5 separate regions of the Homo sapiens genome follow, and all the other regions are linked to region 3. The links are chromatin contacts, found by Hi-C or POLR2A ChIA-PET in ENCODE. All regions are on one chromosome and are shown on one strand. Each heading gives the region's core, a stretch centred on a gene start or an enhancer-like site at or near the end of the contact. The rest is flanking DNA. Distances are from core to core; before and after follow the strand shown.

Region 1 (4,640 bases), core at 2,133-4,632, 130 kb before region 3:
CCAGGTTCATGCCATCCTCCTGCCTTAGCCTCCCAAGTAGCTGGGACTACAGGCGCACACTGCCACGCCCGGCTAATTTTTTGTATTTTTAGTAGATATGGGGTTTCACCGTGTTAGCCAGGATAGTCTCGATCTCCTGACCTTGTGACCCGCCTGCCTTGAATAGTATCTTCTAATGAGCAAAAGATTTTACATTTGATAGGGTCTAATTTATCAATTTTTAAAATGGTTTGTGATCCCTATAAACTCTAATGAATTTTTATTCTTCCTAAGAGAATGAAGAATTATTCTCCTATACTTTTAGTAGCTTTATGGTTTTAGCTTTTATGTTTAAGTTTATGATACATTTCAAATTGATTTATTTGTATGGTATGAGGCAGGGGTTGAGATTCTTTTCTTCCCTGTGTAGATATCCAGTTGTTCCAACAGCATTTGTTAAAAATAGAAAGAGTTTCCTTTTCTGACTGATTTGCTTCTTACCTTTGTTGAAAGTCATTTGACCTTACACATGAGTGTCTTTTATGGATACTCTATTCTGTTCCTTTGATTTATTTGTTCATCCTTTTGCCAGTATCTTACTTTCTTGATTACTATAGCTTTATAGTAAGTCTTAATGTCAAGTAGGATTAAGTCTGCCAACTTTGTTTTTCTTTTTCAAGACTGTTATGGTTATTCTAGGTCCTTTGGTTCTCCAAATACATTTTAAAAACAGTTTGCTAATTTCTATAAAAAAGCCTGTTGAGATTTGAATTGGTATTAAATCTATAGATCAATTTAGGAAAATCTGCCATCCTAACAATATTAAATCTTTTAATCCATCAATATGGCATACCTCTTCATTTATTTAGGTTTTCTTTAATTTCTTTTAGCAATGTTTTACAGTTTTCAGACTTGAACATCTTCCATTAAATTTATCCATAAGTATTTGGTATTTTTAATGCTACAGTAAATAGTATTTTTCTTTTTGTGAGACAGGGTCTTGCTCTGTTGCCCAGGCTGGAGTGCAGTGGAACAATCATGGCTCACTGCAGCCTTGACCTCCCCGGGCTCAACTAATCTTCCCACCTCAGCCTTCCCAGCATCTGGGACTACAGGTGCGTGCTACCACACCTGGCTAATTTTTGTATTTTTTATAGAGACAGCATTTCACTATGCTGCCAGAGGGTGGTCTCAAACTCCTGAGCTCAAGTGATCTGCCCGCCTCAGCCTCCCAAGGTGCTGGGATATACACTTTATATCTTGTAGCAATACTATAAAATTTACTTATCTGTTCTACTAGTGTTTTTTTAGATTTCTTAGGACTTCATATGCACAATCATGTCATCTTCAAATAAAGACTGCTTTACTTCTGTCTTTCCAATATTTATACCCCTTTCTTCTTGTCTTGTTGCATTAATTAGGTCCTCCAGTATAATTTAGAATAGAGGTGGTGAAAGTGGATATCTCTGAATTGTTCCCAATATTAGGGGGAAATATTTCAAAATTTAAACTGTAGGTGTGATCTTAACTGTAGGTTTTTGTAGGTGTTCTTTATCAGGGTGAGGAAGTTTCCTTCTACTCTTAGCATGTGGAAAAGTGGAAAGTGTCCCCGAGGTACCTGTTCTCCTAAATTTCATGTCTACTATTCCCTTTCCATTTGCATATTAAAGTAATGCTAATTTCTGCTACTCTCCTGGGATCCTCCATTAACTTACCACGTTTCCTGCTTCTGCAGCCAGCCGGGCAGCATAGCGAGCTATAAGACGGTGTTCCTCATCCAGTCGGCTAGGACTGTCCAGAACACTGCCAAGGAAATAAAAATGCAACAAGTGTCTATTAAACATCCCTTATTCTTGTTCCATTCTCAGAAAGAACAGATGGAAGAAAAGCTCATAAAAGAATGGTAATAAAAGAACTAGAGGCCTGGGTCATAGATACTAATGGTCTTCTGAAAAAAAGGGGATTTAGAGAAATGAGGAGGCCACATTTGTCATTCCTCACTGGCAGCACATCCCCGCTGCTCCTCCACCATCAAAGGGGCACTTCATTTTGAATGCAAGGCCTGAGAAAACACAGGGCACCCACAAAGTCTGAGGCAGGGATTTCTAACCAAATGTTTAAAACTGATGACTTTTTAGACCTTGATCTCAAATTCAAAAAGACCAAGAGAAAACTAAAGCATCATGAAAAACAGAGGGCTGAGAAAAAATATACTTAACACTGGCTAAGCAAAAGTTTGGCCTTGCCAGGGCAGGCCAAACACACTGTAAAGCTGGAAAGATTCCATGACATCAAATATTCCCCTTTTCATGCCCCTTTCTCTTCCTTTACTATGCTCATTCTACATCTATAGCCCCATCTTGGAGTTAATTAGTTTAATGCATTACTTTTCAACAAGAGTACCAATACTCTAAAAATCTAAGGACCCATTCAGACAGGCTATCAGACAATGTGGTATCTGGATGAGGGAAGGGTTCTTGAGTAATAGGCTGGCTCTGCATATGGGATGCTGATATGGAACTTCTGATTCTGAAATACATGACTTCTTTAGTATACCAAATGCTATTTATCCTTATCAAGACAGTCCTAGATTAATAGGGACTGTGGCTATATAATTCTCTGTTTAGGACTGGCAGATGCTTTAAGACGACAGTGATGATGTTGACTAAATGACCAGAGGTGGCTGTTGTGGCTTACCTCCACTTTGGCCCTATGTTCTTGGGTTTCCAAAAACCCTTGATCAGAGTTTGGCAGTATGACAAGTCATACAGAAAAATTTAAAGACATGACTTCAATACTCATCGAAGTTTGTTATAATTACTGAGGGGAATCTGGGAAGGGTGTGGCTAAATCAATAAAGACCTGTCTGAACTTTTCATGTGTAGAATCAACTATATTTTTTCTAGTTTTTTTTTTTTTAATCTTTCTATCTCTTTGGCTAAGTCTTTAAGCTTAACTTAGTCTTTCTTCTGGGATTTTTTTTTAAGTGCTTCGAGTCTTCGCCTATGACATTTGTCAACACTTTATAATTTTAAGCATGCAAATATCCATCTTCAGGATGATCACCCTCTCAAAAATGATCTTGTAATAAGAACAGACTACTATTAGGCGGCTTTAATATTTTAGGGTCAAGGCCCCAAGGTGAGAGATAAACTATAATATTTGTGCTTTAAAGGTATTTGTCTGAAATAAGAGAACTATCTTTTAAATTAAAAAAAAAACAATAAAAATGAATGCTTAACGATACAAGTGGATCATATTATGGAGGGATTGGTAGCCGAAGAAGTGGGGCCTAAAGTGGCTGACCTCTGTTATCTGGCAAGGGATACAATAGGTTCTTCTGTGCAAAAGAGCTCCTTTTTCTCAATCACATTCTATCTCCTTAGGAAGGTTGATCCTATTTGTCATTTATACATGAGTGTGGATGACAGACTGCTTTAATTGGCTATGTTTTCTAGCCAGAAACTAGAAGCTTGTGTTGATGAGAGGTTTTAAGGTCAATGATTAGAAAGGATCCTTATTCTTCTGTTTGAATTGACTTTCATTTTCAGAATTAGTTAGCCAGAAAAGTTCTGACTTCTCGGAAGAAGTATGAAGCTCAGCTTCTTAGATTACTAATCAAGAAGTCATGTAGTACTCACTCACTCATCATGTTCTCCCAGGGCTACCAGCCACCAATTTTTGTTCAGGGAGCCAAGGTGAGACTTCAGGGCCTTAGCTAAACCTACCATAAATCTTATTGGGCTAAATTACTAGGTAACAGTCTCTTGTCAAACATTCTGCTGCTATTTTTACCATGGAAACTTTTGCTCACTCTGGACAATTGCCTTTAGTGATAATAAAGAATTTGTCTTGCCTAGGGTGAAACAACTCTGTTCCTAGAGACCAAGAGGCTGGGACAGTGTGCAAAGAAATCATCTGTTGGATGAGGAGACACTCTGTGATGCAGTGCACACAATTATCAGGCCCTTCCTTCCCTCCTAGAGGGTAAGCCTATTAAACATATTTAGAAGCTTAGAAAACCCTACTTCTCAGCCGGGCGTAGTGGCTCATGCCTGTAATCCCAGCACTTTGGGAGGCTGAGGCCGGCGGATCACGAGGTCAGGAGATCGGGACCATCCTGGCTAACACAGTGAGACCCCGTCTCTACTAAAAATATACAAAAAAATTAGCTGGGTGTGGTGATGAGCGCCTGTGGTCCCAGCTACTCGGGAGGTTGAGGCAGGAGAATGGCATGAAGCCGGGAGGCAGAGCTTGCAGTGAGCTGAGATGGCACCACTGCGCTCCAACCTGGACGACACAGTGAGACTCTGTCTCAAAAAAAAAAAAAAAGAAAAGAAAACTCTACTTCTCCAAGCTTTAGAGATACATAAATACCCCAGAATAGTGATGCTATTTAGTCATATCAGGAAAACTATGGAAAACGGTATAAAGTATAATATTTAAAAGTCTTTTTCATATGTATATTTCCCAACTGACTATTAATTTATTCTTCTGTTATTAGGGGAAGTAGCAGCAAGGTCAGATGACCCTCCCAAGGAGCCATGGCATGCTATAAGCAAAACTAAGATCAAAATTTAAAGCTTCAGCCTCTGTTATGTGTACAGCTTATAAATTATGGTTTTCTCTCTAAGAACAAGAATCTCAAAGCATGGCTTTCC
Region 2 (4,132 bases), core at 227-2,726, 200 kb before region 3:
GTGATGAAATGGGGTGGTGCAAGCTGGGTGGTGAGGTTCTGCCGGTGCTGGCAAGGAAGTGAGAAGGGCGCGGGCAAGGCAGGGGAGGCCAGGAAGCTGGCTGGGAGCTCTGGGTTTCACCTGAATGGAGCTCCTTCACCAGGGATGACATGGTGTTGGTGATGGAGTCAGCTGCCACCAGCAGGTCATTGCGGAGGTTTCTCCTCGTACCTGAGGAGAGGCAGAGCAGATGGGGATGCCAGGGTGGGTGAGCGTGGAGAAGAGACGGCTGAGCAAATGCCTCAGTTCTGCCAGGCCCGAGAACACAGGTGTGGAACACCTAAGGGGAGATGGGGCCACAGCAGCTCCACCCATTCCCAGGCACACCGGGGGCAGGAGGCACCAGCCCACTGGTCCCTCTCCCTCTGCCCTCTCTACCTAGGGAGCAGCATCCTGTCAACTCCACGCTTTGCCGCCACCACACAATCCAGAGCTGGGTTCCAGAATAAGCATTCCACCGAGGTCTTCCTCAGCCTTGTGGGGGTGGGGCTGTACTCTCCACAACCACCACTACCACCTCCCCTTCTCACCTCCAGCCCCAGCAGGACTTCCCTCTGAATCCCCACCCAACTACTTAATACTGCTGGTCACCAGCTCCCCCGATGACTGTGACAATGGCGTGCATACTGTGCTTTCAGCACGGTCCCAGTTACAGTGCCTGTTACAGTCCCTTCTAGGCCAGGGAATTATTCCATCCAATTCCTCTGGAGGAGACAAAGCCCAAAGGACAAAGCACTTCCAATAATCCAGAAAAAAGGGCAGAGAACCCCAGGAGGCCTGTTCTTGGCACACATAGGAAGCCTGCAGCCCTCCCGCTGGAGACCAGCCCGTCTCATGAGAAGGGGCCAGCACCTGACTTATTTACACTGTCTGTCAAAATCTGATCATTCCAAGCAAAGAGCACAAAACAGAAATGGAAAAAACCTCAGCAGGAATCTTGTCCGTGTTTGCACATCCCTTCAGCTCCCCGCTGAACTCTGCTCCAGAAACTCACCTTGTGCGAAGGCCTCCTGCACGTCTCCCCCGACTCCGCTCAGCGAGTCCTGCGGACAGTGGGTGGGGGTGGAGCCGGCAGACGTGGAGCGCACTGGCATGGGCATTGGCCGGCCGCCTCCATGGGTGGGCGATGTATGTGGTGACCCTGTGGCCTGAGCCTGGAGATTCAAAGACAGAAAATACGTTATCTCAAGTACCTGACCTCTTTGAGGAAGGAAGAAAGTACTTTTTCTCCATCAACCAGAGCCAGCCAGTGGGCCTCAGTTCAGTGGTACAAGATCATACTTGAAAGGAAGGAGTTAGGCTGCTTCCAAGACTGGAGAGAGGAAGAAAAGGAAAAAAGGAAGGGGGCGTGCAGGGCAGAGAGAGAGAACATCCTAAGAACAAGACCAAGAATGGGAGGGAAAGAAGAGGCTGGCACAGAGTGGTGGAGACAGAGTGAGCTGCGTGACTGGGCCAGGGCTCTAGAAGGGCTTGGCTTGCAGGGCAGGAAGTAACATGCAAACAGCTTTCATTTTGTTTGCAAACACATTCATGTACATGTTCTCATTTGGACCCCTCCCCCCGCTGCTGCCGGCAACCTGTGAGTGGAAAGGACATACGTGTGTGTGTGTGTGTGTGTGTGTGTATGTATATATTTATATACGTATATATCTTTTTTGGAGACAGAGTCTTGCTTTGTTGCCCAGGTGGAGTGCAGTGGCACGATCTCAGCTCACTGTAACCTCCGCCTCCCAGGTTCAAGAGATTCTCCTGCTTCAGCCTCCCGAGTAGCTGGGACTACAGGTGTGCGCCACCACGCTGGGCTAATTTTTTGTATTTTTAGTAGATACGGGGTTTCAACACGTTGTCCAGGTTGGTCTTTAACTCCTGAGCTCATGCAATCTGCTCGCCTTCGCCTCCCAAAGTGCTAGGATTACAGGTGTGAGCCACCATACCAAGCCAGGGTATATATTTTTATGTCCATTTTATAGAAGAAGAAGAATGGAAAGAGACGTTGTGTCAGGCCACACAGCTTGCCAGTGGGAGGCATGGGAACAACCCCTTGACTCCAAGGGTGGCAGTGTGCACTCTGCAGGTTGTGACCCCACTTCCTGCAGGGCATGCTCTGAGCATGTGCGGAGCTCGGCTGCAGGCTGCAAGCGGGGCCATGGGGCCAGTCATGCCACATGCACTGCACATGTACAGCAAGGCTGTCCGGGGCCACCCCGCGGGGACGAGGTGAGAAAGGACACATGGTAAACAGAAACCAAGCTTTCCTTGGGAGGCCCTGGTATAGTTGTGGAGAAAGTTTGGAGCAATGGGATAAAATAAATAAAAGGAGAAAACTAATCAAGGGCCGCTCACTGAGATGTGGGCTCTGTAGCTCTTCAGCACAACGGGAACTGAGTGTGGAAGGTGGACTAGGGTTTTCTGTGGAAGCAAAACTGGAAAAAATAGAAGCCAAAGTGTGAGAGTGAATTCAAATGAAGACAGTTATCCTTCTTCTAGCTTTCTCAGCTAGAAACCCCATATACAAACAGAATTGGCCCTGAACAGGTGGACAGGCTGGACGCACGACACCCCACCGCAGTGCTTCAACCGTGTGGCCACCAAACTCAACAGAAATGGATTGTTTTCTGTGGTTCTTACTTTGAATCATTTGTGTGTGTGTGTGTGTGTGTGTGTGTGTGTGTGTGTATGTGTATTTTGAGAAGTTAAAAAAAATACAGAAAACTAAAAAGTACAACATAATTAACCACCCCAAATTGGTAACTTCATATTGTGTCAAATGTATTTCAACCTAAAAATATTGCAGAAAAATTTGCAATATTTTTGTCCACCAGTTCTTTCCTGTTCCAGTTCTTTCCTCTCCTCCCTTCAGAGGCAACCCCTATCAAAATTCTGCTGTGAAACTTTTAACCTATATGTGCATGTATAGCTATGAATAATAGATGGTATTTCACGCTTTTAAATTTTGCATGAATGGTATTGTACTGCTCATATCACTTTGCAATTTGCTTTAATCACTTAGCATGCTTTCTGAGATCTTTCCATGATACAAATAAATATGAACTAAATCAAAATGGATCATAGTAACTATAAGAGCTAAAACTAAAATGGATCATAGTAACTATAAGGGCTAAAACTATAAAATTTCTCTAAGAAAACACCCAAACCATGATATGTAAAAACAAAACCAAACAGATAAACTGGCTTTCATTGAAATTTTAAACTTTTTCTTTTCTTTTTCTTTTCGTCTTCTCTTTTTTTTTTTTGAGATGGAGTTTCACTCTTTCACCCAGGCTGGAGTGAAGTGGTGCGATTTTGGCTCAGTGCAACCTCCGTCCCCTGGGTTCAACCAATTCTCCTGCCTCAGCCTCCAAAGTAGATGGGATTACAGGTGCGTGTGTGCCACCATGCCTGGCTTTTCTTATATTTTTAGTAGAGATGGGGTTTCGCCATCTTGGCCAGGCTGGCTTCAAACTCCTGACCTCAGGTGATCCACCCGCCTCGGCCTCCCAAAGTGCTAGGATTACAGGTGTGAGCCACTGAGCCCGACCAAACTTCTGCTTTTCAAAAGATATCATTAAAAAACATATGAACAAATCAATTCAGAATTAGTCAATAACTTAAACATAGGAGCTGAAATTATAACATTCTTAGAGAAAACATAGGGGGAAGGCTTTATAATCTTGGATTAGGTAATGACTTTTTTTTTTTTTTTTTTTGAGACGGAGTCTTGCTCTGTTGCCCAGGCTGGAGTGCAGTGGTGCAATCTCGGCTCACCACAAGCTCCGCCTCCCGGGTTCACACCATTCTCCTGCCTCAGCCTCTTGACTAGCTGGGACTACAGGTGCCCGTCACCACTCCCGGCTAATTTTTTGTATTTTTCGTAGAGACAGGGTTTCACCATGTTAGCCAGGATGGTCTCGATCTCCTGACCTCGTGATCCACCTGCCTCGGCCTCCCAAAGTGCTGGGATTACAGGTGTGAGCCACCGCGCCTGGCCTAGGCAATGACTTTTTAGATATGACATCAAAAGCCCAAGCTATGAAAGAAAAACTAGATACATTGAATATTATCAAAAGTAAAACTTTTGTGCTTTGAAGAATAC
Region 3 (4,636 bases), core at 1,896-4,395:
AAGATAAGCAAAAATACAAAACCATGGCACTCTTCTCATTAAATTTTTGTTTTGAAATAGTTATTTGTCATAAAAATGTTATTTATGTTAACATATAATAGGTTCATCATTATTTTTAAGTGACTTAGTTTTCTTTTATTTCTCAATTTTACTTTTTTTTTTTTGAGACAGAGTCTCACTCTTTTGCCCAGCCTGGAGTGCAGTGGCTCGATTTTGACTCACTGCAACCTCCACCTCCCAGGTTCAAGCAATTGTCCTGCCTCAGCCTCCTAAGTATCTGGGACTACAGGCGTGTGCCACCATGGCCAGCTAATTTTTGTATTTTTAGTAGAGACGGGGTTTCACCATGTTGGCCAGGCTGGTGTTGAACTCCTGACCTCACGTGATCCACCTGCCTCGGCCTCCCAGAGTGATGGGATTACAGGCGTGAGCCACCATGCCCAGCCTCAATTTTAACTTCTAATATGGAAATACTGACAGACTTAACCCATATAAATAAAAGCTCTTTGGGGTCCTCAATAATTTTTACAGTATAATGAAGTCCTGAGACCAAAAATTTTGAGACCTGTTAGGAGAGGCTTCCCATCTCTAAAATTCCATGACTCAATAAATAATTTTATGAAAGGCAGGTTGGCTCTTTTTGTCCCCTATCTTTTTATTTTGTTTTTGCTCTTGAGTTGAACACATTCTTTGCATTTCTCCTTATTTTTAAGAGCTTAATATTAATATGAACTATAATAAAATGCAAATCATGCATTCCCACAATTCTCATTTTTCTCTATTTCCCTCCAGATGTATATATATTTCTACATACTTGTGAACAGAATAGATATGAATACATCATCTGTTTTTTCACTTAACGTTCTATTAAACATCTTGTTTTGTACAAATTCTTCATTTCTAATCCTTTTAACAGCTGCCTGATCCACTGAGCGAAACCACCATGATTTATGCCTCCCTCTATAAAACACTGAGACTGCTTTTATCACTGTATGCAGTCTCATATTTTTTCTTAGAAACAAGCGTTTGTTTGTTGCTCTTTGTTATTCTAATCTAGACTGACAACTATTACCCTACATGCCATTCTCACTTCCCTTCCTCCACCCTTGACTACCTCTTCCCATTTTTAAAAGGGGAGAGGAGTAACCCCTTAAAAATGAAAAATCCAGTATCAATAAAATAACATGAGAAAATAAAATAATTTAGCTATAGATCATCATTGCTACAGTCTCCAACTTCATCATTTCCAACAAAAACTCCTATAATGTGCAACATAGAAATATTTACCCATTGCCTTATCATTTAAATGATGTATGACATTTAGTTAACTGTCTTGAAAGGGACACTTCTAAAGTTTTCAGGTTAAAACATTTTTATGCAAACTTCTGAGTATAGTTACAGAGATATTTTATCTGACAAGGGCAAACATACATTAATCAGAGTTACAGAGTTGTTGTAACTGAAAGGGGCAGTCTTTCAATTATTTTCACACTGAATTTCCCCACATCACAGATTTATTTTGGACTTTGAAAATAAGAGTAATTTATAATGACAAAATAATATAATGTTACTCTGCTTTTTCTTAGAGATATTTTTATTTGTTATGGATAAAGGAAAGATTAGAAAAACTTCAAATATTCTGAAATACTATATTTCTCTCATTGCAAAGATTATTTCCTTTGAAAAAATCATGGAATAATATCAGTGAAAACGAGGATGCAAATACATTATGAAGTTTAAGCTTTCATTAGAATTCAAACCAAAATTACTAATTTTCTCATGTCATACTTAACTTAAAATGCTTCATTAAGCACGGGCGGCCAGGTGCGGTGGCTCACACCTATAATCCCAACACTTTGGGAGGCTGAGGCAGGCGGATCACTTGAGGTCAGGAGTTTGAAACCAGCTTGGCCAACATGGTGAAACCCCATCTCACTAAAAATACAAAAATTCGCCAGGTGCGGTGGTGGGCACCTGTAATCCCAGCTACTCGGGAGGCTGAGGCAGGAGAATTGCTTGAACTCAGGAGGTGGAGGTTGCAGTGAGTCGAGATTGCGCCACTGCACTCCAGCCTGGGCGACAGAGCATGACTCTGTCTCCAAAAAAAAAAAAAAAAAAAGTTTAAAAAATCATTCAATTAATCCAGGAAATAGTATCGATCGTTTTCCAGACACTGTCAGTCACTGGGGATGGAAAGCTGAAGGAGAGCAAGGTCCCTCCCTTCAGGGCATAACTGAGCTGTAGGTAACATGTCATGGAAGTAGAGAAGAGGACACAATCCTAAGATGAAAGATTAAAAACATCAAAGAAGAAGGCATATTTTTGCTAGGATGTGGAATCTGAAGCCTTTTTTGGAGGAGAGACAGAAAGTCAGGGGTTACTGGCATTTCAGTGAGAACTAAGAATATAAACAAAGACAAAAAGTTTGACTGCTTTGACTCACTCAAAACAGGTTACTCAAAACAAGAGAAATGCAAATCAAAACTACACTGAGATAACATTTCTCACCCATCAGATTGGCAAAAATTCAAGTGTGGGAACATGTGCTGCTGGCAAGGCTGTGGAGACACAGATGCTCTCGCACAACACTGAGGGGGATGTAAACAGTGCAACCCCATGGCCCTGTGGCAACAGCTAAAAAGATCCCATGGTATGCTAAGGGTAGGAACAGGAGAGGGATGGGGTAGAGCGGGAGCAATCAGGAATGGCGGTGAAAAGGTAGACTGTGGTTCGACTGCTGAGAGCCACAACGTCATGCTAAGCAGCTTATCCAGCAGGCAATGAGGAGTGAGTCGAGTTTTTTATGAAAAATAAGGACATCAACAGAACTGTATTGCAAAATGATGATTTAAACTCAAATTTGCTTATGATTAAAAGGAATAATAAAACCAACATCTGAGAAAGCACACTCCTCTTCCTTAGGCTGCCATTGAGCCACTGAATAAAGTGACGAGAAGACCAGGGTCCTTCGTTTTTTGGGTGATGAATTTTTCTGCTTTACTTGAATACTAGTTAGTCATACATAAAGCAGTAAGGCAGAGGGGACACTGGAAGTCCAGAATGGGACTGCACACTGGACTGTGCCACCAATGAACACCAAGAATGACCTGGACCGACAGCCCCACACCCCACAGGCTGGGGAACTTCTTTCAGCTCATGAATCATCAGTGGGGAAGCGGGGGGAAGGGGTGCTTTCCTAGAGCATGTGGACAGCAAGTACTGCTAACAAAAATCCTTTTCTAAAAAGAAAACAATCTTGAAGCCACTTGTCATTTCTATGTAAGGATTCATTTAGTAAGACACTCTCTCCTTCACAGGCCCAACTAGAATAAAATCTCACTTCTAGGTCTCTACAATTTTGTTCAATCTAAGTATGCTAGTGAGACAGGCCTCATTACTATAGAGACCTGATCATAATAAAACCCATTCTACACCCTGCATTTCATCCCATCTAAGATGCACTTATAAGATCACTTGTAAGACACACCATTATTTTTTTTTCTACCCCTAAGAAAGAAAAGCACTCAGCCAATTTAACTAACTCAATGACTTAATTAAGCATAATCCTTCGTGACATGTGAATTGGTCACACCAGCCTCTTGATGAACTGAAATTCCTTTCATCTATTCAGGGGAACTTGGCAGTTTGGTCTACCTTCAGATGCAATGCTTTAGTGTGACAATAAATTATTTTGGTTATATCTCAGTAATAAAAAAATACAGCTTCATCTATTTGGGGATATCCTCTTTTTTAAAAAGGCTCTATAAAGCCTCCTTAAAAAAAAAAAGGCTCTAAAAAGCACCTGGTTGTTGCTTTGCAAAATAATATGGAATTCCTCCAATGCTGAATATTTGTTTTACTAACATCCAGTGTATTCCCCTCTATTCTGTCCACACCTTTCTGCATTTATAACAACATTGTCTTTAATGCCAAATCACAGTATACTCTCTTCCGAGAACTTTTTTTTTTTTTTTGAGACGGAGTCTCCCTCTATTGCCAGGCTGGAGTGCAGTGGCATGATCTCGGCTCACTGCAACCTCTGACTCCCAGGTTCAAGCGATTCTCTGGCCTCAGCCTCCCAAGTAGCTGGGACTACAGGCGCACGCACCACGCGCAGCTAATTTTTGTATTTTTAGTAGTGACGGGGTTTCACCATGTTGGCCAGGATAGTCTCGATCTCTTGACTCCATAATCCACCTGCTTCGGCCTCCCAAAGTGCTGGGAGTACAGGCGTGAGCCACTGTGCCTGGCCTCTGAGGACATTTTAAATGACAACACATGTAGTGCCAAAAGTGGATACAACTCAGTTGAAGTGACAACAAATGATCAGCTATGATCAAGTTCACACATGTGCAGGAAATGACAGCCCATCATAACCACTGCCTAACCAACTGCAATTGTGAGGTATCATTGGCTATATATCTCAACATCAGAAATATTAAGATATGAAAAAGTGTCTTCAAATCAATGAAACACTACTAATCCACACCAAAGTACACAGTAGCAAAGGGTTGCTAACGGAGATTATAAAATCTCCTTAATTAGAATACCTATGAAATAACAAATATAGATACACCTGCCAGGCAATGCTTGCCAAACTCTATTCAATGTCCAGGAAAACAAAGTCAGAACATCC
Region 4 (4,200 bases), core at 913-3,412, 220 kb before region 3:
TCTACATAGCATATGGCATATAGTAGGTGGTCAATAAAAAAAAACTCATCCTGCCCTCCTCTCTCCCCGCCACCTTTCCTTTCTCAAGGGTCCCGAGGGCACCTGGGCTTCCCAAAGCAGAGAGGCCTGTTGGGGGCAGATGCCCACCTGCCCTCCCGCCACCCGTGCCTGTCTGGGCTTCTCCTCCCAGAACAAACCTCTCCTGCAGGGGAGGGCAGGTGGCACCTGAGGGACTGTCCTGAGGGCTACTGAGGGACTCAAGGAAAAAACCCACCTTGAGTCAAGCAAGTCTTCCATGTCTCAGAGGGGATCCTTCCCAGGCCTCCTTTTTTTTTTTTTTTTTGAGATGGAGTCTCAGAGTCTTGCTGTGTCACCCAGGCTGGAGTACAGTGGCGTGATCTCAGCTTACTGTAACCTCCGCCTCCCGGGTTCAAGCGATTCTCCTGCCTCAGCCTCCCGAGTAGCTGGGATTACAGACTGCACCATCATACCCAGCTAATTTTTTTTTTTTTTTGAGACAGAGTCCCACTCTGTCGCCTAGGCTGGAGTGCAGTGGCATGATCTTGGCTTACTGCAACCTCCGCCTCCCGGGTTCAAGCGATTCTCTTGCCTCAGCCTGCCAAGTAGCTGGGACTACGGGCACGTGCCACCACACCCGGGTGATTTTTGTATTTTTAGTAGAGACGGGGGTCTCACCATGTTGGCCAGGCTGGCCTCAAACTCCTTATCTCAGGTGATCCGCCTGCCTTGGCCTCCAACTCTGTGCTGGAGCTACAGATATGAGCCACCGCGTCCGGCCAGGCCGCCTTTTAAATTAGGATCAAGGAGCATGGCCTGAAAAAATGATTGTTTTAGTGCCCCGACCCCACGAGGGAGTGCGGGACTGAGACCCCCATCAGGCCACTGAGCAGGGGAGCCAGGACAGCTTGGCGGTCACACCCCGGAGGTCTGGGTGCAGCGCGGGAAGGCTGGGTCCCTTCTAGGATCTCTGGGCCACTAGTCCAGCTGTGGGGACAGTGTCCGAAGCCCCTGCCCCACTGACTGGGGATCCGGAAAAAGGGTGCCACCTCCCCACCCCAGGCATCTACTTTGCTTAATGGAGGCTGAGCCCAAAGAGATGCCATTGAGCACCTAACACCACTATTGCCACTTTTCTGGCCACTTTTCCACATCAAACTCATTCTTTTGGTCAAGTGGGAATAGAAATCAGGGAAAGTTGTGGGGAAAGTCATTTCAAGTAAACAGATTCAAAAGCGCTCGACAGCCCCTCGGCGGCTCCGCTCCGAATAACCCCACCGCGGTCAGCAGGTTTCGGAGCGGAGTCCGGGTCTCCATCGGCTGCAAAAACCAGCGAAGTGGGCGGCTCCGCCAGGCCGAGGACCCAGTGCAGTCGCCGCATTTCGCTCTTCACCCTCCAGGTGGCGCTAGCGGGGGCGGAGCGCATATTTGTATTTGGGGAGGAGCTTCAGAAATGCTGACTGTTGATTGGCTGGGCTCAGTCTCGCTTTCTTTTCTCCTTCCCGGCAGGGCTAGGGAGGGGACCCAGTCCCGGTGCCTGAGCTGCGCAAGAGGAAACGTGTGTGTGGGAATGGGACAGAGGGGACGGGGTTGGCTCACTTGACACAGAAAGAACATTTGGGGCATGGCCCCTGGGTGTGTTCACTCCTCAAGGACAATCCTGATTTCCTGGTTTTTGTTTTTTTAATAAAGGCAATTTGTTAAGTGTATAATGAACTGTGTTTTCCATTTGTCATTCCTTTATAAGACACCTCATAAATTTACACACCAGGAAAATCCTTGGTGGGACCTGTTGATAATAAAGACATCGTTATTTACAAAAGAACGAAGGTGAGGACCTTCTAGACCTCCCTTTTTCATTTTCTTGGTCTCTGAATGTTGTGTTTGTGTTACCAATATAACGATCTGTGGCTGTATTTTATTTGCACATCTAACAACTGATTGTTAAGCTTCCGCTATCTGGCAGGCATTGGGTGGGGTTTCTCTGAGTCAAGAGTGAGGAAAAAAAGAGGGGGAGCTCGTGGACAGGTAGGACAGGCGGCAGCCAGGATCCAGGCTGTGCACGGGGAACATTGAAGAACGCTGCCACGGCCCCGAAGAAGAAGTGGAGCCACGGGGAGAGGAACGGGGAATTTAGAGGAAGTGGGGCCCGAGGGCAGCGGAGCAGAGCCGCTAGCTCAAAAAGCGCAGTGCTGAAGTCACACTGATGTCACTGCAGAAGCCCAGAGGAGCTAAGGAGAGGTGAGATGTTGGGGGATTCCCTAGGGCAGCTGGAGTGGGCCCCTGGCCTTTTGTCCGGTTGGTGGGGAGGAAAGCATTGGAAAGTATAACTTCCAGAATATTTCCTTCTTGCTCAGGACAGAAAGCCATCTCTGGGGCCAGGCGCGGTGGCTCACGACTGTAATTTTAGCACTTTGGGAGGCTGAGGCGGGTGGATCACGAGGTCAGGAGTTCAAGACCAGCCTGGCCAACATGCTGAAACCCCGTCTCTACTCAAAATATAAAAATTAGCCGGGCATGGTGGCAGGCGCCTGTAATCCCAGCTACTCGGGAGGCTGAGGCAGGAGAATGGCTTGAATCTGGGAGGCAGAGGTTGTGGTGAGCCGATCATACTACTGTACTCCAGCCTGGGAGACAGAGTGAGACTCCGCCGCAAAAAAAAAAAAAAAAAAAAAAAAAAAAAAAAAAAAAAAAAGAAGAAATTTTTGCTAAGTGAATAAGGGAAGCAGATGCTTCTTGATCGGTAGAGAAAGCTCCCTCTAGGAGCCTGCACAGAGCCCAGTATCTCTGGCAAAGAATAAATTGTTCGGAGAGGGCTCTCTTTAGTGTAGGGGAAAGTAGCCCCTTTGCCCCGGGAGAAAACTGTGACAAGACCTTGGCGTTTCAAGGGCTTGAAGAAACTGCTCACCCACTGAGGGGGCAAGCAAGTCACAAGTGTGTGTATACCTGGTGGTGAGAGTGAGGTCTGCGAGGTGGTCCTCCCCATCCTGTCCTGCTCCTTACCTGCCATTCCAAGACCAGCCTCCACCCCAGAAGCAGATTTTCCCATGACTTGAGGGCTACAGCCTGGGCAGAGATTTGGCTCAGGGCCCTGGACTCCACCCCTCGACCTCCTTAAGTGGCCCTTTACATGTCTGGGCAGGGGAGACAAATCAGCGCCCCAAGCCTGAGCACCCGTGCCAGGCCTGGGGAGATCCTCAGCCACCTGGCACCGGGCGTGGGGCTTGGGCCCTGGCAGTACCAGGTTCCCTTGTCCCCATCACTGTAGCCTCTCGCCTATGAGTCCAGGTAGGGTCTGGCCAGTGCGGCTCAGTGTGGCTTGACCCACAGTGCCCAGTGGATGGTGCAGACACTAGTGTCAGAGGAAGAAAGGAAAGCAACCATTATTACTCATTTGCTATGTGCTCAGCCCTGCTCCAGGTCTCTTACACATTTTAATATAATCCTTAGAACAACTAAATAGGTTGGAATTATCTTCATTTTATAGATGCAGAGAATAAGGCAGTGACCTGAGGTCACTCTAGAAAGGAGCAGCGTCAGGATTCAAATGAAGGTGTGCCTGCCCTCCAGAACCCATGCTTTTCCATTGAACCCTATAGCTGTCCAGGAAGGCATGGTCCCCAGGGATCCCAGGAACCCTCAGGTACCTCCCTGAGAAGCAGGGCCCCAGACAGGCCTCCAAGAAACAGGGAGGATGAGACAACTCCAGAGAAGAAGGCAGAACCCTCGCTGGTGAGGACCCTTGGGAGCAAAGACAGGGACAGAAGGAGGAGACTTAGCAAGGGGCCAGCAGGGTGCAGACTCGCAGAAAAAGGAAAGGGAGAAGATTCAAAAGGGCAAATTGAGGCAAGAGGTGACAGATTTAGACCAGGTCTAGGGAGATCATGGAGGAAGCCCGGGGCAGCTGGAGGCACCCCAGCAGGACTGGATGACTTAGGGACCAAGGTTGGAGCAGAGGGCAGGAGTCACACATATAAATGCTCCTGGGAGCTGGGCAGGTCACGTCAATGGGCAGGTGAGCTGAGGGTGGAGCACAGACAGAGCTGAGCAAGAGACAAGCAGGACGTGGGAGTTGGAGCGGGGTTGGGAGCCCTCAGACAATAACCAGAGGCTGGGACACAGGCGCCCAGTCTTTCCCAGGCAGCTGGGTGGGCAGCGGGCACACCAGACAATCATGGGTCC
Region 5 (4,687 bases), core at 1,573-4,072, 230 kb after region 3:
TGCGGATACTGTAATTATGGGTAAGAGACTGTAAAGTGTGTACATAAAGTGCTTTAAGTCAGAGAGAAAAAAAATCAGTCTAGTCTGGCTTAGCACTTAGAAGAGTAACAACAACAAATAACAACAAAACAGTCATTAAAGTGAAACCTATAAAATGAAAGTAAATGGCACACACATCTGGTGAAAAGATGTGGTAAGAATAACTACAAACTGTCGGCCGGGCGCAGTGGCTCACGCCTGTAATCCCAGCACTTTGGGAGGCCAAGGCAGGCGGATCATGAGGTCAGGAGATCGAGACCATCCTGGCTAACACGGTGAAACCCTGACTCTACTAAAAATACCAAAAATTAGCCGGGCGTGATGGCGGGCGCCTGTTGTCCCAGCTACTTGGGAGGCTGAGGCAGGAGAATGGCGTGAACCCAGGAGGCGGAGGTTGCAGTGAGCCAAAATCGTGCCACTGCACTCCAGCCTGGGCGACAGAGCGAGACTCCGTCTCAAAAAATAAAAAATAAAAAAAAAAGAATAACTACAAACTGCCATAATATTTTCCTTGCAAATCTGGATATAATTTTCTTTGAAGGAAACAAAATTTTGAAAAACCTACAAGATATACAGGACACAGTACCATTTAAAACAAAATTTAGGCATGATCTCAGGAAAATACAAAAAGTCAAAGAATCCGGGCAGTTTATTTTTATGAATAATAAAGCAATAGCAGAGAAGCAAAACAGGACACACTACCCATGATGGCTGGAATATATCCTCATGGGAAGGTAGAGCTCCAGAATTCTATAATTAAATAAAAGTGAACGACTTGAAGAAATAAGACATCATCTGCATGGGTGATAAAACCATAGTACTGAGATCAATACCAACTTAAAAGTTCAAGTAAATTCAGTAGGGTAAGTACTAACACCCGAAGCAGCTGTAGTAAGAACCACCTTAAAGATTATGTAACTATCACACAACAAGTCAGCTTCTAATTTTTCTTGTCCATGCTCAAGAGATTGGGGTTGAAGAGGTAGGGGTTCTGTCAAGGAAAGGAACAAGTGCAGTGCTATAATTTTATGCGGTGAGCATGTAAGCAAACATACTAATATGTTTTGTACATAAGGCCCAAAGAACTAAAGTGACTTTGATCATATTGCCAATGGCCCTTTTTAGTTCTCTCTGTAATAAAAGCTAGCAGTAGCTAGTAGGGCTAAGAGAGCAGAAGTCAATCATTGTACTGCTTAGATAAAGCAAATATAGCAATTAATGAAAGGAGTCATCACTGCATGGTAAAGAGCCAGATTTAATGATTCATACCAATCTGAATACAGACCTGACTGTAGCCTGGGCAAGTCACTTTAAACACCCTTAATTTACTCATCTGCAAAATAGAGGTAATACTGCCTACTGTGTAACTCGATTGTACAGATCACAGATAATGTACATACCAAGTATATGTCACAGAGTCAAGATTCAGTAACTACAGCAGTTACTTTACCAACTTACTATCCTACCCTAGTCTGGCAGTGTTCCAGTGTTCCCCATCTCAAGTGATAGGAATCTCACCCTCACATACAACTATTCTCCACTCTGAAGCCAGAGTAACCTTTTAAATATAAATATGATCATACTACCTCCTGTCCAGCTTAAAATTCATCCATATCATAATGTTCTTAGTATAAAGTACAAAATTATCAAAATAATCTGACCTTGACCAAAATAATCTGACCTTGACCATTCTGCTACACACCCTCTCTGCCAGCCTACTCTACCTTTCTTTTCATTTGGTAATTTAAAATTCTTCTGACTACTTGGCCCAACACTTCTGCTTGCAATGATAACCCTCACCTCCTTTTCTCCTAGCAACCTCCAATTCAACTTTTCAGATTTTAGCCTTAATGTCTCTTGCTAAAATAAGCCACTTCTATGTTCTATAAATCCTATACTTCTCTGAAACACATATTTATAACTACATATACTGAAAGGAAAAAATCTGACTCAACTGTAAGCGAGCCAGACTCAGTGATGAGTGATTTTAATGTCTCTGAAAAGTAGAATCTTTCTTCTCTTCTACAATTCAACCCAAAATATCCAGCTCTAAGGCCTGTGAGCAGTCATCTTGCAATTATGATGGATGAGCCTACTGAGAATGGAACAAAATTGAAGGAAGCAGAGCTGAGATACTGATGAAACTGACTGGAGAACTTGGATAAAGTTTTGCCTGTTTTTTTCACTTGCATTAAATGATGAGATTCCTTCAATGTTTAAGCCAGTTTACATCGTGTTTCCTGTCATTTACAGCTGGAAGTATCTTAATAGATACAAAGCACCTACATAAAAGCAATCAAATTTACAGAGATAGGAAAGGGAAAAGAACAACAACACAGGAGAATATTCACAGGTAAACCACTCTCTTCTGTTAACGAGAAAAGATTACCCTTATGCATCAATAATGTATATTACATGATAATGTAAGAGGTAAGATGCTACCCAAATCTGTACAGACTAACCCCAAGTACTCAGATACTCAGAAACATCTAAATTTTTCCTAAATCTTGGCTGGGTGCGGTGGCTCACACCTGTAATCCCAGCACTTTGGAAGACCAAGGTGAGCTGATCACTTGAATCCAAGAGGCGGAGGTTTCAGTGAGCCACTGCACTCCAGCCTGTGCGACAAAGCGAGCCTCCATCTCAAAAAAAAAAAAAAAGTTAATATTTTCCTAAATCTTAAGCGTCAAGGATAAAGAAAGAATCAAACCAGGTTCCAGGCGTTAAAAGCCAAAGTGGCAGCTTGAATTAGTGTTTCCATTTCATCATTCACACCATCGTGTGACCTTGCAGTACGTTACAGTAAGTGAAATATATTTCCCTGCCACAATGATGTTCGTCTTGGCCACAAGGCTTGATTTGATCAATGAAATAAGAGACATGACGGAAGCAGAGGCTAAAATTTGCCTGTTTGGCTGACTCCTGTGATTGACATGAGAGCCAGATTCCAGCAGAAGGAGAGAACAATCCACAGCCTACAACAAAGTCTAGCTAACAATAACTAAGCCCCAGTTAACCTAAAGACATGAGGAAGAAAAAAAGTATTTGTTGTTATAAGCCACTGAAATTTTAAGATTATGCAGCAAAATATTGACCAATAAAGCAAGCACTATATAATGAAGGAAACATTTGCTTTCTTAGCAATACTCACTGCCAAAAGACAGCAAAAAAAGTTCTTAAGAGTATGAATGAAAAATTTTATATCTAGCCTAGATGGCATTCAAACAAAGAGGCAATAGAAAACATTCTTGGCTTGGTGTGGTGGCTCACGCCTGTAATCCCAACACTTTGGGAGGCCGAGGTTGGCGGATCACCTGAGGTCTGATGTTCGAGGCCAGCCTGGCCAACATGGTGAAACCCAGTCTCTACTAAAAATGCAAAAATTATCCAAGCATGGTGGTAGGCATCTGTAATCCCAGCTATTTGGGAGGCTAAGGCATGAGAATTGCTTGAACCCAGGAGACGGAGGTTGCAGTGAGCCAAGATTGCACTGCACTCCAGCCTGGTTGGCAGAGCAAGACTCTGTCTCAAAAAAAAAAATTCTTAAGCCCGCAAGAACTCAGGGAAAAGATCATCCATAAATGTAAAAATTCTAGCTGATGATGAAATCCAGCCAAAAAGAAATGCACCAAAGTAAACAAGGAATGGAGAAACTATTTTTTGGAAAAAAGTGGAATACATTTGCAATTAGGTAACATATAAGAAACGTAAATGTTTTCTACTTTTTTCAACTTTCATTTTTAAAATGACAATACACTTTCAGAATTTTTCTATTTTGTTTTTCCTCAACTTCAGAGATCATTTAGGAATTAATATTACCTCACAGTGAAGAAACTAAAGCCTAGTAACTTTCTTGGTCTCTTCAATTAAATGCAATAAACAATGGTTATTCCTACTTAAAAGTTTTTCAGGATATGTTCTTCAGTGTACATTTTTTTCACTGATTAATTTAATTTGGGTAGGGGGTTATCAGGCATCATTTCTACAAGAAATATTGAAGTAAATAGTCCGGAAATATACAAATAAACTATTAAAACAAGGAAACTTCTGAAAGACAATAGAGCTCTTTTTGAAAATCACTTTGTCACAGGGCATGCTATTAAAAACAAAACAAAAACTAGAACAGCAGGTAAGAGGGGAAATTGCATACAGATGGAAATGAAAGACTTTCACTTAAAAAGACACACTGAATAGCAAGGTACTTGTTCACCAAGTACAAGATGATACACTGACAGAGAGTGAGAACCCCAGATGCCCACAAATACAAAGAAGGGGATGCCTATACATAACATTCAAAGATCAAGAGACAAGCCAAAGATGAAGCTGAGAAAACTAGTGGTTTTAGAATGAGTATATTTAGATCATATCACCAAAACTTTTAATCATTTAAGTTACATGGTAATGATTTTTAGGGGAAAAATTAGCTCTTCACTTAAAACACATTAATATAAAAGCATTTTCAGCATTTTGATGGTAACTTGAAAGTCTGTTACATCAAAGTATATTTTCAAATAGAATTTCAAAGGCTTTGCAAACCTATGATAGAATGGCTCACCTGTTAAAATTTATCTTTCATTTAGAGTATATTTGACCAATGACTTACTATACCTCAAATCCTGTTTAAAAATCCATGCTGGGCCACGCAGTG

What was found. A loop is a pair of places that touch in the nucleus more often than their neighbours do. ChIA-PET counts read pairs that join two places held with the same protein, here RNA polymerase II (POLR2A). Pooled maps may share reads with other maps.
Region 1: a loop to region 3 is called in a pooled map, with 10 times the contacts of the local background. The contact joins two enhancer-like sites. A Hi-C loop is called at or near these places in 9 of 50 pooled maps. POLR2A ChIA-PET finds 5 or more read pairs at or near these places in 2 of 52 experiments (GM10248 and activated T-cell).
Region 2: a pooled map shows a loop between it and region 3 (2.0-fold over the local background). The contact joins two enhancer-like sites. A Hi-C loop is called at or near these places in 5 of 50 pooled maps. POLR2A ChIA-PET finds 5 or more read pairs at or near these places in 2 of 52 experiments (HEK293 and WTC11).
Region 4: a loop to region 3 is called in a pooled map, with 4 times the contacts of the local background. The contact joins two enhancer-like sites. A Hi-C loop is called at or near these places in 2 of 37 single-sample maps with no recorded cell type and 7 of 50 pooled maps. POLR2A ChIA-PET finds 5 or more read pairs at or near these places in 7 of 52 experiments (CD8-positive, alpha-beta T cell, Caco-2, OCI-LY7 and 4 more).
Region 5: a loop to region 3 is called in a pooled map, with 6 times the contacts of the local background. The contact joins two enhancer-like sites. A Hi-C loop is called at or near these places in 7 of 50 pooled maps. POLR2A ChIA-PET finds 5 or more read pairs at or near these places in 3 of 52 experiments (OCI-LY7, Panc1 and activated T-cell).

What each region holds. Positions count from the first base shown.
Region 1 is chr2:25,449,854-25,454,493 of GRCh38, forward strand. It overlaps DTNB (dystrobrevin beta), which reads right to left. Exons shown (of 21, transcript NM_021907.5): 12 at 1,695-1,782. Among named protein-coding and RNA genes, the nearest start is that of DTNB-AS1, 31 kb to the left of the region's middle. RefSeq lists an enhancer at 3,340-3,399. Within about 2 kb of position 3,383, at least 2 of the 41 ENCODE cell types and tissues checked have a DNase peak (open chromatin) inside an H3K27ac peak, as active enhancers do.
Region 2 is chr2:25,387,169-25,391,300 of GRCh38, forward strand. DTNB (dystrobrevin beta) reads right to left here. Exons shown (of 21, transcript NM_021907.5): 17 at 1,034-1,193; 18 at 121-210. Among named protein-coding and RNA genes, the nearest start is that of DTNB-AS1, 32 kb to the right of the region's middle. RefSeq lists an enhancer at 1,249-1,458. Within about 2 kb of position 1,477, at least 2 of the 41 ENCODE cell types and tissues checked have a DNase peak (open chromatin) inside an H3K27ac peak, as active enhancers do.
Region 3 is chr2:25,584,411-25,589,046 of GRCh38, forward strand. The region is part of intron 6 of DTNB (dystrobrevin beta); the gene reads right to left. Among named protein-coding and RNA genes, the nearest start is that of DTNB, 87 kb to the right of the region's middle. Within about 2 kb of position 3,146, at least 3 of the 41 ENCODE cell types and tissues checked have a DNase peak (open chromatin) inside an H3K27ac peak, as active enhancers do.
Region 4 is chr2:25,360,694-25,364,893 of GRCh38, forward strand. No RefSeq gene overlaps it. Among named protein-coding and RNA genes, the nearest start is that of DNMT3A, 21 kb to the left of the region's middle. RefSeq lists enhancers at 1,500-1,579, 1,850-1,949, 2,000-2,049. Within about 2 kb of position 2,163, at least 29 of the 41 ENCODE cell types and tissues checked have a DNase peak (open chromatin) inside an H3K27ac peak, as active enhancers do.
Region 5 is chr2:25,813,554-25,818,240 of GRCh38, forward strand. The region is part of intron 3 of ASXL2 (ASXL transcriptional regulator 2); the gene reads right to left. Among named protein-coding and RNA genes, the nearest start is that of ASXL2, 63 kb to the right of the region's middle. RefSeq lists an enhancer at 4,077-4,256. Within about 2 kb of position 2,823, at least 2 of the 41 ENCODE cell types and tissues checked have a DNase peak (open chromatin) inside an H3K27ac peak, as active enhancers do.